2 separate regions of the Homo sapiens genome follow, and region 1 is linked to region 2. The links are chromatin loops, found by intact Hi-C in ENCODE. Cell type or tissue: PC-3. All regions are shown on one strand. Links, peaks and the distances in the headings refer to the core of each region. The heading gives the core; the rest is flanking DNA.

Region 1 (5,382 bases), core at 331-5,330, 580 kb before region 2:
GTGAATAGCCACAGTCTTTTTAGCCAGCTTGGCCTCATGCTTAACTAATTTGAAAGTTCACAGTTTGCTTTTCTGTGACATTTTAGTCTGTTCTTTCCCTTCTCTCTTAATTTAGCGATTAATACTTTTTCACAAACTGTACAGGTGATACAGGTGACAGGAGGCACACCGTGTGCTTTGAACAGGTACCGTGGGAGAACGTGCAAACGCTTTCACAGGGGGTGACATCAATTTACTATTTCTTAAGAAAGCAAAGATAAAGGCATAATACTGCTCATCATTAAAATTTAGACAAATCCATTGCCATTTAAAGGTTTTTTCTCCAAGAAGAAACACTTCAAGGGGCAGGAACCTGCCACACATATCCTGACCATGTCTCTCTGCTTCAATGTTTTTATCTAGGATTTTATCAAGAATGCTCCTGATTTGAGAGCCAGGAGAAAAATATTCTAAAAAAAAAACAACGAAAAACAAAAGCAAATGACAAGTGTTCCATTTTAACACACGGGGTGTAATGGGTTTAATGAGAAACCTGTGTTTGCTCACTAATTTACAGCAATTAAGAACTCAGTTCTGACATCTGTAGATTAGAACTATTTATCTAGAGATCAGGCATATTTTATGGAATTGCTAATCAGTATAGAAAAATATCTAAGTGGGAAGCAGGTTGTTTACCTGCCTCTCTGAATGGTGTCAATATCTGGTAGTTCTGTATCATAGGATCCCTTTTTAGTTCAGTGACATTTATCCCCCCAATGCTTTAGTCATCCCAGTTCAAGAACTTGTTTGTATCCACTTTGTCATGCTGACAGTCTGTCTGTTTTGAAAGGATTACAACTCTGTACATCCATGGATGACATCACAGTAAGACATTGCTTAATGATCTGAGACGCTGGTGGTCACTGCTGGCTGCCTGTTACTACGGCTTCATGACAGGTCTGCCCTACATCTGTTTCTCCCGGAGTCACTTTTTGCCTACTCCAGTCCTGGTGTCTGCTTTAAATGACATCCATGAAATAGCTGAAGTTTGGACTTAACCATTGGTACAAGTAAAATAACCCAGATTATTTTTTTCCCAGGATACAAGAAGAATTAGTAATTGGGCAAGGAAGGAAAAAGTGCTCTCATTTTTCTCCAGTGAAGATGAAACAATGTTCTTGGAAAGTGGGTTTTTTACTAATGGGCTGGATCTTGAGTTCTTCCATTTGTGGAACTATGAAGGAAGTTAGTAAAGAGATAAATTTTTCTTAAATGAGGGGACTGAAGTGCAAGAACCTCCTGTGAAGATTGAGTTGTTACCCAAGGACATCATCAAGGCTTGGAAAAGTCAGGGTTGAAGAAAATAGGATCTTTGAGTATAAGTGAATTGAGTCTTAGAAGCTTTAACCTACTATCTTCTCCTTTCTATGTGTGCTGAGATGCAGACCATGATGATGTTTCTTAAGTTGTAGGACTTTGAATGCTGGCTGGTGAAAGAGAAAAGATTTTCTTAAGCAGAGAGCTTGGCAGCTAGCAGAACTATAGAATTTTTTTCTGCCCTGTGATGTGTACATGGGAAAACTGTCTGAGTGATAGAAATGTATCAATAGGAAAAAGCTTTTTTCTTTTTTTTTTTTGGAGTGTGGTATTGCATTATTTCCAGGATTGTTGATACAATTTGGAAATTAACTTTTTGAATTTTTTTTTAATTGGGAAAAGAATAATGTTCCTTTTTCATCTGCAGTAATTGGATGCCAAGTGCAGGTGTGAAATTCACTAGCATTTGGAATAGAATTTTGTACATAGGCCAAAAAGTAAATTGCTAGGGCTGAGAAGTAGATAGCAAAAAGAAAATGGCCAAATGATATAAGCTGATATGGTTAACAAAAAATCTTTACCATGTACCTGTGCTTTTGTAAGTAGTGGATTTGAAGGGGCATCTTTTAAGTCCTGAGCTCTTGGCAAACTAAGTAAATCAAATGTTAACAGGGATTACCTTTTTGTGAGTTGTGTGTTTGACCCAGATCCCAGCAGGTCATCAATCTCTGCCAGAAAGAGAAACCAGTAATGAGCCCTTGAGTTCAGTTTTACCGAATCACCTGGTTGGCAGGTATATTTTCACCAGGCTCCAGGAAAGCACTCACATTCTTGCCTTGGTCTCTCAGGAGGCTGACTTTCAGAGATCACAGAGCCCTAGTGAGGTGTTTTGGGTGCAGTAGCGGGGAGGTCGACAAAAGGTATCACCCTAAGCAATTGAATAGATTTCCATGGGACATTCTTGACTATAGACTGGTATTCACTGGAAAGCACATTTGATTGGTTTCATGTATTAAGATCTGGCAGTGAGCATTTTTCAGTTACATCTTCTGCAATAGTATTTACTTTGTGCAATTTTTCCCAGAGACCAGAACTTTGCAGTGACTAATTCTATGAATGATCATGGTAAAACTCGCTCGTAAAATGTGATGCCTGTCTTTGATTCCACTCTTCTAACAACATGCTTTTGCAACAAGCACCATTTGTTTGGTTCCACTTGTGGGCAGGGCCTATGTGTTTCTAGGACATTAGGGCCACCTTAAATCCATCCATACTTTATTTCCTTGAATTTAACAAGAATGTACAGCCCCCATAATGCTGTTTAAAGTGATGGGGTGGTAGTATTGGTGTGGGGGCGGTCTGAGGAGGGAGGTCTAGAACGTTTATTGCTGCAGTGCTGTCACATAGCAAATTGCCTAACCTAGTGGCCTCTAATAACAAGCATTGATTTTTTGCTCAGACATCTACAGAGAGGCTAGGGGTTGGCTGATCTAGGCCAGGCTCCACTGGGCTTGACTTATAAGCTGCAGGTTGGATTCATATTCACTCCATGTGTCTCTTAGACTGTGGGCATGTTCTTGTTATGGTAGAAGTCAGGAGCACAAAGAATACACCCAGCATACAATCAGTTTCAAACTCCTTTTGTGTCACATCCACAAACATCCTGTTGGCCAAAACAAGTCACATGGCCAAGGCCAACAACAATGGAGTGTTCGTTTTCTTTTGCTACAAAACAAAGTAACACAAACTTTGCAGCTTAAAACAACACATATTGATTATATCACCGTGTCTGTGGGCCTGGAGTTCCAGCATGACTGAGCTGGATCCTCTGCTCAGGGTCTCCCTCGGGGTGCAATCAAGGAGTCAGCCAGACTGGGTTCTCACACAGAGGCTTCTACTAGGGAAATATCAGCTTCCCTGCTTCCGTCATTGTTGACAGCATTGTGTTCCATGCAGCTGTGGGATTCTTGGCTCCTTGCGACTTCAGTACCAGCAAGGAGAGAGACAGAGGCATAAAGAGGGACACCACGATTGTAACCACAAACACTGCGTGATCCCTGCTGCATTTCTCATTGGTTAGAAGCAAGTGCACAGCAAACCACCATGACACACGTTTAGCTAGGTAACAAACCTGCACATCCTGCACATGTATCCTGGCACTTAAAATCAAATTAAATCTTAAAAAAAGCAAGTGTGGGTTCTGTCCACATTCAAGGGTAGAGGAGTGCATAAAGGTGTGAACCCCAGAAGGTGTGGACATTAGGGCCACCTTAAATCCATCCATCACAAATATTTGCTGATCAATTTGTTCTGCCACAGGGAAGTGACATACAAGATATGTACATGTTGAATGGCTATGATGAAGGCACAAACCTAAGAGAGAAAAGCCCATACACATGCCGATTCTGGTAAACTCTGTAAGTCAGTATTTGGGTCAGGGGACAATTACAGGTGAACTGAAAGGAAGAGATGAACATGGGCTGGAGTAGTGAGGAAAGGCTGCAAGGAAGTGGATTGATGTCTTAGACTTACTGGTAGAATTTGGAAAGATGGAAGGGAAAGAAGAGGGTATTAAAGAAAGAAAAACCTGAGCGACTGTATTTTCCTCTCTTCTTTGGCAGCTTTTCTTCTCCTGTACCAGAGTTTATAATCATCTCTGCCTTCTGAACAATGTGGAGAGCCTGCCACAATTCATTTCCTCCTCCTGTCTACCTTCTCTCTTCCTTTTCTCCCCCCTGCTATGGGAAGCATAGTGTATACCGAGACCACCTTACTTTAAAAAAAGAGTGGTTACTTCTCCTTTCCATTGAATTCTGGATCTTAAAACTACTCTCTTCCAGGTTTCCAGATTCCTTTTGCATAATTAAAAATGCAAATGTTAAAGCATTTTTAATCCATGAAGAATTAATCAGTCACATCACAAACTCCTCTCTTTCAGCATATACTGCTCTGAATAGATAGGTGAGACTTCAAGCCTGCAAGGAAGGATACCCAGGTTCAGGCTTAGGCAGCTGGGAAGGAGGGGACAGTTTAGGAGAAACAAGACTATCTGGACAGTGCCTGGTTATCAGTTTTAACATATTTTGGGGGACTGTTACTAGAGCACCACCAGCCTTATTATTTTGGTGCAATGAAAGTAAATAGCCTGGAGAAGCGACAGATAAAATAGGCAGCGTCTGCAGAATGTGAACCAGTGGTTACAGGCTAGCCAACAATGGACAAAATTGTTATTTGGCTTACCTAGAATTTCAAAAGTAAAGTAAGTGAACATTTTAAATTTGGGAGAGAAAGCTGTCTTTCTAGCTTCTCTTAAATAAGAAGCAACACCAGGCCAGCATCCCTTCATGGCAGTAGTCTACTAACTGCAGGCATTATCTTCAGAGTGTTGTCCATATACCTGCAGTATGTTCTGAATTCATATACGTGTAAGTTCTTGGGCCCTGCACTAGACTGACTCAGAATTTCTCAAGGCAAGCCTTGGCAATCAGTATTTTTTTAACAAGCTCTTTGAATGGTTCTCATATACACAGTGCATATAGATGAGAACCGCTGTTGTAAGGTTTCTGTTCCCTCTCATCGTACCTAAGGAAGTGGTTGAGTTGGCTTGCCTGTGGGGCACAGGTGCGGGGCAGGCTTCAGTGATTCCCTGCAGATAGGCTCATTGCTCCTTTTAGCCTGAATGGGTATCCTTAGCCACATTCAGGAAGCACATAGTAGTATCCAATTTGAAGATGTAGAAGCCTTGTACACCGCATGGTCTGCCTCTGACATCAAAGACTGCAATCCCCGTAGTAATTATGGACGTTCCATATAATTCAGGGTCACATAGTTCTGTGCACGCTGGGCTAGGAATCTCTGTAGTGTGTGATCCTAGGTACCCTTCCTTAAACCTGTCAGGAAAAAACAACAAAAACCAAAACCCAGATCATTACTGAACCAAAAGCAAACCCTCTTCATTTAGTTAGAACGTGAAATTAAGTTCCAGTTGGGTACAAAGCCAATGTGTTGGTGGAGGCTGAGTGTTGGTATTGGACTAAAACTGTCTTATAGCTGTCTGTGTGGATGTTTTATACAGAAAGTATCTCT
Region 2 (5,382 bases), core at 189-5,188:
TGAATGAAGACGTTGTCTGATCTGATGAGAATACCGGGTGATTTGTTGTGTGGCTGATTGAATCTCAGGTGAAGGGCAGAGGTGGTGGTGGCCGATGTGGTCACTGGAATATGGTGGCACCCATGACCTTTCTTCACCTTCCCCCATCTGAGTGCCCACCAGCCCTTCTAGGTACGCACTGGGCAGCATGTGCCATGGCAGGGGAAGCGATGGAGAGAGAGTTGCAGGACACCATGGGGACACACCTGCTTTGCACATGAGGAAGAAAGCTGGGACCCAGGGGGCTGATTGTGCTGTACAGACTCAGAGGTTCAGGGTGTCAATGTCCCCACCCCCATCCCCACAGAGGGAATGATTTGATCTGAACTCTACTGGGGGCATGTGTGACAGGCACCACGGCAAGGCTGCCCTTTCAAGGAACCATAACCAGGCGTCAGTGACAGGACTTCATGAACTTGTTAGCAGGGTGAGTTTGTCTTTCAGTCCCCTTATATACCTTTTTGGACCCTTCTCTGTTTCCTTGGGTTCTCTACTTTGAATATGTGGCACTGTGTCACCCATGTACTACCCAAACTATTCCTAAATATTTCTTGAAAGTATCTTAGCTAGCAAGAGAATCATAATTTTTTTTTAACTTGGCAAAAATCTTTTCTTCCTATATTGACTAACCTCAACCCCAAGTGTCCCCTTGGGCCTTATTTCTATCTAAAATAACTGTTAGTATTGAGTTTTCCTGCCCTGACTCTTTCCTGAATTCCACTTCTGCCAAAACTTGCCTTCCCTTGGTCTCCTCACTTTAACCTCTTCCCAGAAAACTTGTGGAGTCCATGCATTGAAGCAAGAGGTAAACAGACAATAAGCAATATCACATGTCTGTTGTAACTGGTGATACAATACCTTCACCCAAAGAAGTGACTTCAATATCAGGAATCTTAGACCCTCAGTCAGGGAAATGGATGGATGGGGTGGAATACATCAGCTTTTCAGAGCCCTTCAATTCCCATTCGCTGCCCACTCAGATTACACTTAGGGTAGCTTAATTGCCACACACACCCTTGTTCCAAAGCTATATGTGGGGCATCTCTTTAGAGTGGCCATTTTTTCCCAACTGAAAATTAAAAACTATGATCTAAAAAGCAGTACCTTATGAAATAAGTTGTGAATTTGTGGATAGAACAAAGAGAAGTCTATAAAAACACATTATTTAGGTATACAATAGAAATAATTCTTATCAAAAAGAAAACGATTGTAAGGAATTGGAAGTGTCTCAGAATATTGAAGCTATGTGGTTGTATGGTTTCCGTGTCGGGTACTATGGTGACAGGGCCATACACAGTGGAGGGAGAGCCTTGGGTCAAGAGACCGTGGTGATTATCACGGCAGTGCCACTAGCCAGATGTGTGACTTAGAACAGGTCCTCTAACACCGGAGGATGTCCTTCTTCTTATCCTCTAAACAAGAAAGAAAATAGAAAAGAGGTGCATACAGCATTGACTGCAGCATCCGACGAACCTCAGTTTCAGTTATGATGCTGGCTCTGCCATGTGTTAAGTAGTGTGACCTTAGGCAGGTGACATCGCAGCTCTGAGCAGCAGTTTCCTCATCTGTAAAATATGGGTAATAACAGTGGCCAGCTCATTGGGCTACACATGGTATGGTTAACAAATAATAAGTCATTATTATTGAATGATAAATGGTAGCTATAATTATAAAATTAAAATATTATGATGAGATTAATTAGATTCAGGATTCCTTCCTATTTTAATCTACTTATTGGGAGACAAGGAGAAAGGAAATCGAAGGAAAAGTTTATAGGCTGTTACTACACCCTTATTTTTCCTCCATTTACCTCAGTGATCTAGAACAACCTAACACACTTTCCAGACCTGAACCACTCAGCCAGTTCCCTTCTCACCTCACTCCCAACCAAGAACATTTCTGGAGAAGAGGTAGACTGTGTATCTTAAGCAGAATTCCTCAGTTTCATTTCCCAAATGAGCTCTGTCGGGAATCCAGAATCCATCTCTCTAATAGTGACCTTCCCCCGTGAAAATTAAAGACTAATTCATCTAAAGACAGCCAAATGCAAAATTGCATTTGTAAACTAACACAAGCTAAATCATCATTCTTAAACTTTGTGGCAAATAGGAAGCTTTTAACCTCAGAACACTTAAGAATTTGGGTTTTAAGAAGCCATAACCCAAAGGTAATACATGAATCTTTTGCAAGGGAACTTCCTGCCATACTGTTTTGCTGTGGTTTTCATCCCACCCACCTAAACCTCATGAAAGTAAAAATAATGATCAATCATGCAAAGTGGGACTTGTCTGAAGGAACTGAAATGCGATAGAAGATGAGTGCCAGCAATGCATTGCAGCAGATGCAGGTTATCCAAGCCAGGAGATGATTCATTCATATTTGGCACTGACTGAGGGAGGGGCAGAGATGAATCCCAGAGCAACTGCACTGCGTCCTGACCGCCTGGTGTTCACTTCTGCCCTACTGCAGCATTTGAGTAGCCTGGGTGTCCACGTAAGTCAGTAGCTCCAGTCAGCAAAGAGAGTGTGCCTAGCTCCGTGCTCAGGGCCTCAAGAAACCAGAGTGGTGACTGTTAGAAAAACTTAGCTCATTATTTTCTGATCTTTCCCTTAAATGAGAACTTTATGAAAAATTCACACGTATACTCCCCACCACCTTGTAAAATAATCTTTGAAACTTGTGGGTTGATAGGTGGTTGATGGATGATGCTTTTGCAGTGTAAAGATAGAGTGAAGCAGAGGTAACTTTGAGGGTGCAGGATTAACTCCAATCACTGTGATTCTGGTGAGTACAGTCATCTGACAGATCCCCCATGAGTCTAGGTGCTCCATGCAAGCCCAGATGGCGAGTACTTTCTCTCTCCTCCAAGCCACTTTGATTAACTCATTCATCTTATCAACTCATTTAAAAAATACTTGTTAACCATGAACTAGGTGCCTTAAATGGAAAGATAAAGGCATCATAGTTCTTGCCTTCAAGAAGCTCATCGTCTTGAAAACTGATAGTGATAACAGAGAAAACAAGAGATGACGCTGCTACAGGTGGGTGACCTCAAAGTGCTGTGGCTGCCCACAGAAGAACTCGGAGAACTCCTCAAAGGCTCCCCAAGGAAACACCATCTGAGACCAAAGAGAGCAGTGACACTGGACCAAGGAGAAGGTGGCTGTCATCAATGAAGGAGTAGGATTCTAGGTGGGAAATGTCATCTAAAATTCAAGTGGCGGCCAGGCGCCGTGGCTCACGCCTATAATCCCAGTACTTTGGGAGGCCGAGGTGGGCAGATCATCTGAGGTCAGGAGTTTGAGACCAGCCTGGCCAACATGGAGAAACCCCGTCTCCACTAAAAATACAAAATTAGCTGGGCGTGGTGGCGTGCGCCTGTAATCCCAGCTACTCAGGAGGCTGAGGAAGGAGAATCACTTGTACCCGGGAGGTGGAGGTTGCAGTGAGCCAAGATCACGCCATTGCACTCCGGCTTGGGCAACAAGAGTGAAACTCCGTCTCAAAAAGAAACAAACAAACAAACAAAAACTCAAGTGACATTTTGAAAAATCCATTTAATTTCAGCAGTTTAATTTCTGAAGTTTAGTCAGAGATTGAAAAGGCCTTGTTCTTCCTGCCCGACTCCTGCGTCTGAGACAAAGTGCCAAGCTGCACAGAAACAAGAGATTGTACCATGTTGGCTTTCCGGAGGGATGCTGGAGGTGGGCTTCCATGCTGTCTCATGGACCACAGACACTCTTGACTACGGAATGATGTGACCAAGACAGGTGGAAGGCAGTGAGGGCTCACTGGAGTAGGAGAGAATTAAGCTGAATAAGTTCACAATCTTTCTAGGGGATACAGGATTTAGAAAGGGCGGGCACTAGGAGGCGTGGTATAACAAATGGAGCTGTTGTCCCAACCCTGCCACAACTAACCCTAGCATACCTCAATTCACCCACTTCTTTGGGAAGCAAAAATACAGTAGTAGAGGATGCCTGGAGCAGCCTATGAAGTATTCCAGCCATTCTGTCCTGCTGAAAATGTGGATACTCATTATCATCATTTTTAACAGTGACCCCATCAATGAGCACGATGCCTGGTGTTTTGTGTCATGTGAGGCTTTCAGCCCACATTGAGGTGCAGCAACTCATATCACCCACCTCACTGGGTTGTTGGAAGATGAAGTGAAAGTGCTTTATTAACTAAACAGTACCACAGAAACACAGAGTATTCATGTTATTTTATTATTATCATCCTCACAAAATCCTCAGAGGCAGGAGAGGCAGGCATTATTAACTCTCATTTTTGAGTTGCAGGAACAGGGAAGATGGGGAGGAAAAATGCAATGTGTAGACTAAAAAAGCTATGAATGCTTATCCTCCTGGAAAAAAAAAAAAGAAAATGAAGCAGTAGATTTTACACACTCTCTTCTAATCCAGTAATTTCAAGTTTTAAAAAAGTGGTTTGATAGAATTTTACTTTTTCCAAGGATTTGTCTGAGAGAATAGTCAGAAAGAGGTCTTTTTTCCTCCATTCTTCACCTTATAAACATTACATTTGGCATGGTTATCACAGAGAATGAAAAAAAACTTCGCTGCAGCAGATTTTTTTTTTCTTAGTGACAACTGACTTTAAAAAAAAAATGAGAGTGTGTGTTTGGGAGGGGCAGGCGGGCAGGTGCAGAAATGATCACCAGCACAATGTTCGCTTGCCTTTCCCTGGAGGACAGAGCAGATTCTGAGCACCAGAGGATCTTTGTTCCTGCCAGCTCTCCTCCGCTCACCCTGTCATCGATCCCCTCTGTGAAGGGTCTTTGTCATCTGTGGCTCTAAGTGCTACCGCGGCTGTGGGCTGATGAGAGGGGCGGCTGTGTTTGGGCGCCCAGGAGTGCTTCCGTGGCTAGAGTTCCCCGCTGAAGAGGGCTTTATCTTGATGGAAGGAGCCAGTGGCCAGACACCATGAATGATTTTGCCCTTTGCATCAGCTCCAGGACAATGTACTGTTTGAGCCGGCTAGCCTGTGAGCCAGTCACAGTTGTTGCTTTTTTAGGTGGGGTCCAGGGAAGACGGATGACAAGTAGATGGATCTCAATCAGGAATCAGGCCCATCTAAGCCAGGGGAGAGGTCACACTGAAAGCAGCATTCACTGGAAAAGGGGGACCCTCCCGATAGCTGCAGGCAAGACCCATGCTGAAGAAATAGGACATGATTTGAGTGAGGATGGCTCTAAGTTTGGGGCTGTCCCATTTTCTGCCCTTGTCTCAGTGAAATTATTAATGGTGCTCCCTCTCACCCTCAAGAGTCACTCTAATTTTAGGCATGACACTGTGCCTGCTATGCTACAATGTCCTGACACAG

Evidence for each region. Peaks named below come from ENCODE experiments on the same cell type or tissue, not always from the same donor. Only the 100,000 strongest peaks of a DNase experiment are listed, where the experiment ranks them.
Region 1: it touches region 2 in a loop (6-fold over the local background); 1 of 110 quality-filtered maps calls a loop at or near these places.

Annotation. Positions count from the first base shown.
Region 1 is chr10:34,135,197-34,140,578 of GRCh38, reverse strand. All of the region lies in intron 22 of PARD3 (par-3 family cell polarity regulator), which reads left to right. Among named protein-coding and RNA genes, the nearest start is that of LINC02629, 230 kb to the right of the region's middle. In PC-3, for the core only: no CTCF peak of the experiment used is centred there; a DNase peak (open chromatin) is centred at 2,428; H3K27ac peaks cover 2,286 bases.
Region 2 is chr10:33,556,281-33,561,662 of GRCh38, reverse strand. No RefSeq gene overlaps it. Among named protein-coding and RNA genes, the nearest start is that of LINC02628, 42 kb to the left of the region's middle. In PC-3, for the core only: a CTCF peak has its summit at 2,491; a DNase peak (open chromatin) is centred at 2,432.